Regions from separate parts of the Mus musculus genome. Here region 1 is linked to region 2. Evidence: chromatin contacts called from ENCODE Hi-C or POLR2A ChIA-PET data. All regions are on one chromosome and are shown on one strand. The core of a region is the stretch at or near the end of the contact, and the rest is flanking DNA. Distances in the headings are between cores, read along the strand shown.

Region 1 (2,961 bases), core at 299-2,798, 40 kb before region 2:
GAAGGGTTCCTTCCAGTCCTCTGAAGCGTGGGAGACAGGAAGGTAAATGAGAAAGTGCCTTGCGGTGGCTGCAGCTTCCAGTTGCTTCCAGCACTAGCGCTGCAAAGCTGTAAGTACAGGAACTGGAGGGAGCAAGCACGTGCTAAGAGAGCGGCCGAACTCAGAGTCTCTGCTGGATCCACTGACTTAGCACATCATAGCCCTGCCACACACTTCTCTTGCTCCACTTGGCACACGCAGTAACTGTTCACTCCCCTGCTGTCTTCCCTGGATCACAGGGCTTGGGAGGTACCCCACTGTGGAGTGTTTGCCTGACATGAACTTGGCTTAAACATCAATGCTTTGTTTAAAACAAACAATACAAACAAACAAAAAAACAACCACCAACAACCCAGAAATCATGTGGAATTTTGACCCAGGCCTGGTATCATACACCTCTAATTTATAGCATGACAGAGGCAGAGGAAAGACGCATGGTAAAGGCAAGCCTCAGCTATTTAGTGAGTGTGAGTCAGCCTGGACTAGATAAGATCCTGTCTCAGAAATAAAGTGGGTGGAGGATAGGACACAACAAAAGCTGTGTCTATGGTCCTTGCGTTAGTGCTTAATATTGTGGGAATGTGACGGCCAGCCCGACCTGATGGCACTGTGTTATTGCTTGCCCAGGGAGAAACCATTCCATCCCAGTCATTAATGTCACTTCTTTCCATTTTCCCGGGGTGGTTTAGTTTGTATGACAATGTATACATGACTCCCCTATGGTGGCTAAGGAACTTAAGGCTGTACCGGGCACCCCTTAAGTAGTCATTGACCTTTTTGTCCTGAGATGCATGAGAGATCCTAGGGGCCTGAAGATGGTGTTGCTGCTGTGAACTAACTCCGTGCTGTGGCTTTTGTAAACCCACCTTAGCTGTGGGCAGGATGAAATGGTCTCTTTACTGCTGTACAATGGAGCTGAGAAGAACTGAGGGCCATGAAGCAATTTTCTTGCCCAGCTGTGGATTCCAATGAGCAGGAGGTAACTGTGATGCCCACCATTATGAACCCTTCCTTTAGCACCCTTTGGCTCTAAGGCTGCCATCCTGCTGGCAGTAAGAATAAATTCAGTTCATCTAAATTTGAATTGAGTCTAAGTCTTTGGTCTTTGCCAGTGGATTCAAACTCCCCAACAGCAGGGGAGCCCTGAGCACAAATTTACCAAATGGTAGAGGCTGCATCTCTGAAGTACACAGAGCTGACCTAGAGCCTGGGACATAAGTGTGCATGAACTACCAGACACTTCCTTTCTTTGGGGCTCTGAAGGTCCTTATCCTGTCCAAAGAGCCAAATGGAAGCAGTCATTTTTTCGAATATCGACAAAGCTCTTACACTGGGAAATGTTGGCTCCACAGAGTGCTAAGTTCTAATGTGCACTTCAGAGCTGAGTGCAGCGCTCGGAGAAACCATGCCTTTTAGAGGAAGCCAGGCCAGTGTTGAAGCATTTCCGGGCGATGGTGAGCACAGCTGTGGGCCATGAGTAATAACTGTTTCCAAGCGTTCCCACCTCTGTCTCTGTAGGAATCACTTCTGGCGCCTCTCCCTCAGCTGAGGAGACTGGGGGTGCTCAGCAGCGTCTCCCTGCAGCTGCCAGGCCAGGGCCCTCGGCCCCCCCCCGCCCCCCCCCCCCCGCGAGAGAAGCACCACTTCTTTCGGCCTCTGTGTTGATGGCTAACTTCAAGTTGAACATTTGGGGTCCGGGTGACAGAAAGCAGCCCTGAAGCCTGGCTTGTAGAGCCAAGAGGCATTCCTGAGGTCCTCACAGACACACTGCCCTGTGAGTGCACACACCAGCACTCTCCCTCCTGTGGTACAGCAGCAGTCCAGAGCATACAGTTTGATTTTACTTTGTTGTCTTGTTGCTGGTGGTGGTGGTGTGTGTGTGCACACAAGCACACCCTGCCGTGTCAGTTCTCTCCTTCCTCATTATTCTGAGACCTGAACTCAGATGGACAGATGTGTGCAGCAAGCTCTTTCACCCTCTAAGCCACCTTTATGGCCTTGTGGTTTTTGTTTTTTGGGTTTTTTTTTTTTTAGTTTTTTTGAGACAGGGTTTCTCTGTATAGCCCTGGAACTCACTCTGTAGACCAGGCTGGCCTCGAACTCAGAAATTCGCCTGCCTCTGCCTCCCAAGTGTTGTGTTTTGTTTTTATCTTGTTGTTTATTTGTTTGTTTGGGTGACAAGGTTTCACAGCCCAGGTTGGCCTGGAACTCATTCTATATAGGCTTGTGGTTCAGAATAGCCTGAAACTCATGGCTATCCTCCTGCCTTAGCATCAAGTGCTAGGACTACAGGTGTGAATTGCCATGCCCATCTGAGTTTGGTACTAATATATAGGTGCTAATTTACTGTATTTCATCTACCCCCACAACACCCTGTGGGATTGATCTGAATGTGGTCCCAGCTTTGCCCACCTCTATTCCTAAGATGCTGTAAACTCGCCTCCAGGGTGGAACACGTCAAGAAAGCCTTGTAATGGCACTATGGTAGCACAAACAAGAAACTAAAGCCACCCTCACCTTGCATATGAAGAAGACATGCCACCTCTTTCCACCCCAGTTTCCATGCAGGGACCCGGCAGCCCAAACTCCACCCTTTCAGAGCAGCATGGCCTCATTACCACCTTAGAAAGAAGGATGGCTTCTGTCCAGAGTCACCAATGCTTGGGACCAGGCTGGGGGGGGGGGGGAGGCACAGAAAAATATCTAGGCCTCCCACTGTCCTTGCTACAGGGTAGCTACAGGTTCACCTTACACAGCCACTGGGGAAGTCTGCAGCTTTAAGATATGCCAAGGGCCTCTGAGAACTCCCTCTAACCCTGACCTTACTTCAAAGAGTTTCCAAACAATACATCCTCCTGAGGATTAGGGGCTCTGGTGGCCTTAAAGACAAAGACTTAACAAGACCTGGAACACAGCTGACTT
Region 2 (3,045 bases), core at 467-2,966:
AAGAACATGGTCAGAAGTGGGCTCCAAGAATCTCCAGAACTGTAAGCTAAAGAAACCTCTTCTCTCTCTCTCTTTTTAAAGATTTATTGTTATATGTAAGTACACTGTAGCTGTCTTCAGACACACCAGAAGAGGGCATCGTATCTCATTACAGATGATTGCTGGGATTTGAACTCAGAACCTTCAGAAGATCAGTCGGTGCTCTTAACCACTGAGCCATCTCGCCTGCCCCGAAACCTCTAATCTTGCTAAAGCGAGTATGTAGTTTTAATAATGAAAAAAAGGTCTAAGATAATTGTCAATATCTGTTTTTTTTTTTGTTTTGAATCGCCATAAAGAACTGGCTGCAAAGCAAAAAATAATAGCAAGGAGACCAAAGAGGGTGAGAGGTCTACTTCTGATCAAGGGCGCGCATAGAATCGCGGAAGCGCATGCGCACACGCTCACCCGCTTCTAATTAGACGCCTCTGCAAGCTCACAAACTCAGGAGCAGAGACATGAGAGTCAGGAGTTCAAGGCAAAGCCTCAGCTACACAGCAGCATTAATCAAGACCAGACTGTAGGCCACAAAATCCTGTATTAAAACAAACAAATCCCTTGAGGGTTCACAAAAAATAAAAAGCAAACATCCTAAAACTTTACCCATAACGCCACCTCCGACCCTAAAAAAAGTCTGTCAAGAAGAGCCGAGGCTTATCCTTCAAACATCAAGTAGACACTCTTGCTACCTTTTGGACTCCCTTCCAGCCTGAAATTCTTGGGAGAGTCTCTAGAAGTTTGGCTGTCTCCTCAAGGCACCGTTTTCCTAACACTAGGCACACACACCAGACTAGTCTTCTGGCCAAGACAAAAGGCAAGCTACATACCTCCTTTTGGAAGTAACCTTCTAGTGTAATCCTCTCTCTCTGATCACCTCTGAAGGTCTACAACAGCCTCCACTGCATTCAGCTTCCTGTACGTGTAAAACCATAGCTCAAATTACACCAAAAACCAGTCCATAGGTCAGTTTCCTACGGGCAGGAGTGGAGTTCCCTAAGGACAAGACGTCTCATTCACTTTTTTTTTTTTTTAAACCGCTGGCGATCAGCCCAGGCCCTGGTTCTCAATAAATACTCAATGATGCTCCTCGTAGTAGTAACAAGAAAAGCGCCCATGTAGTGAGGATTTTAAATATAAAAACACGTTTTGATCATCTTATAAGACAGGTATTATTATCCCCATTGTGCAGGTGAGAAAACTGACTCAGAAATAAGTCCGATCTCGCCGACCTCCCACCACCACCACCAACGAAGAGCGACACACGCAGACGTTCTCTTCAGTTCCTAGCTACTCCGCGACCAACCCTCATAAAATAGGAGCTTTTTAAAAATTACTATTTAAAAGGAAAACTTTCGAGTGAGGCTCCAGAGATACATAGGAATAAAAGCGGAAAGCGCACCCACCCGAACTCGGCCGGGGTCAGAGGGCGTCGCAGGCGCCAGCTCGCGGGCCCAAGGGACAAAGGTCCGGCCCTCTGTCCTTGCCTGGCGTCCCCGCGACCCGTTCCTCGCCGGTCGCCCGGCGGACCGCTCCTCTCCGGGTCACGTTCACCCGCTCTACCGCCGCTTACCTGCCGCCTTGTCGCCTCGTAGAGCCCCGGCCGCCGGCGCGAGCGCCTCCCCGGGGCCGCCTGGCGCCCGCAGCCCGCCGCCGAGCCGTTGCCTAGGCGACGCGACTGCCGAACTCCCGCGTCGCTTGCTCTACGGCGGCCGGGAAGGGACGCGACTGGGAGCAATGGGCGGAGGAAGGAAAGCGGTCCTGAGGCTGGGGTCTTAGCTCTCCAGAGAGGTGGCCAGTGAAAGATGAGCATGGAGGCCATCGAGGCTCTAGGTGAGGGCTTGTCCCTCGGATGTTTATGCCACCAGATGTAGCTTTTTTTTTTTTAATTACTTTTTTGATGGTGGTACACATGCTCTATTACTGAGCTACAAGCCCAGCCCTCTGACTGAAAATAAAGACTAGAAAAATTGATGTGGAGTGACAAATTCCTCTGTCATAATCTCTGAAACGAAGGGGTGTGGCAAAAAAGTAAAAGTTTTTTGTTTTTGTTTTTTTTTGGGGGGGGGGGCACGAAAATTTAAACACCAGAATTAATTTCAGCATGGGAAATAATTAATTCATATTCAGCAATTAGGTTTCCTGGGGGAAATCCTGCAAATATAAGGGACCCTAAGTTCAAAGGGTGCTCCTAGCTGGTGTGGAGCTCGTATCCACTTGGGGGAAAAACTATGAATTAGACTAAATCTGAATTCAGATTAAATCAGTTGATTGCTACCACTAACAGAATCACAGCCTTGGATGGCAGCCTTAGAGCCAAATCAAAAGATTGCCTTGCCAAGGAGTGGCTAAAGGAAGGGTTTACAAAGATGGACATCAGCAGTGGGCATCACAGTTATCTCATGCTTGGTGGAACCCACAGCTGGGGGAAGAACTGGCTTTCCTCCTCTCAGTTGTTTCTCATCCCACTGTACAGAGGGAAAGGGTCCGCCTCATCCCAGTCCCAGAGCCATAAGCAGGTTTACAGAAGCCAGAGCAAAGGGGTTGACTACCTCACAGAAGCAATGTCCTGTTTCCTCTTCTTGTCTCACATAGGGAAGGCCTGTAGGCCCCTAGGATTCTCCTGCATTTTAGGTCAGAATGGCTTCTTAAGCTATTTAAGGAGTTCTTGGTACACCTTAAGTTCCTTAGTTATTATAGGAGAGTCACATATAAATTGTCACACAAGCTAGACCACTCAGGGGAAATGGAAAGTGTCATTAATGACTGAGAGAGTGGTTTCTTCCAGGACAGCCAGGGCTACACAGAGAAACCCGGTCTCGAAACAAACAAACAAACAAACAAACATATCACTAACTTGGGGCTATGTGGTTAAGAGGACCTATCACACTCCCAGAAAACCCTGTTTCAATTCCCAGCAACTGCATGATACCTAACAGCTGTCTGTAGCTCCAGTTTCAGGGGATTTTTATGTCCTCTGGCCTCTGTGGGCACCAGGCACATACATGG

The links. Hi-C counts contacts between places; a loop is a spot of excess contacts on that map. ChIA-PET counts read pairs that join two places held with the same protein, here RNA polymerase II (POLR2A).
Region 1: a loop to region 2 is called in a map of heart, with 2.9 times the contacts of the local background. The contact joins the enhancer-like site here to the promoter of Pkig in region 2. A Hi-C loop is called at or near these places in 10 of 37 maps with a recorded cell type or tissue (CH12.LX, gastrocnemius, heart and 1 more). POLR2A ChIA-PET finds 5 or more read pairs at or near these places in 2 of 5 experiments (Patski and embryonic stem cell).

Annotation. Positions count from the first base shown.
Region 1 is chr2:163,696,803-163,699,763 of GRCm38, reverse strand. The region is part of intron 1 of Pkig (protein kinase inhibitor, gamma); the gene reads right to left. Among named protein-coding and RNA genes, the nearest start is that of Gm16316, 6.2 kb to the right of the region's middle. Within about 2 kb of position 1,548, at least 1 of the 3 ENCODE cell types and tissues checked has a DNase peak (open chromatin) inside an H3K27ac peak, as active enhancers do; it is heart, where a contact is called at or near this core.
Region 2 is chr2:163,657,057-163,660,101 of GRCm38, reverse strand. It overlaps Pkig (protein kinase inhibitor, gamma), which reads right to left and starts at 1,716. Exons shown (of 4, transcript NM_001039391.2): 1 at 1,610-1,716.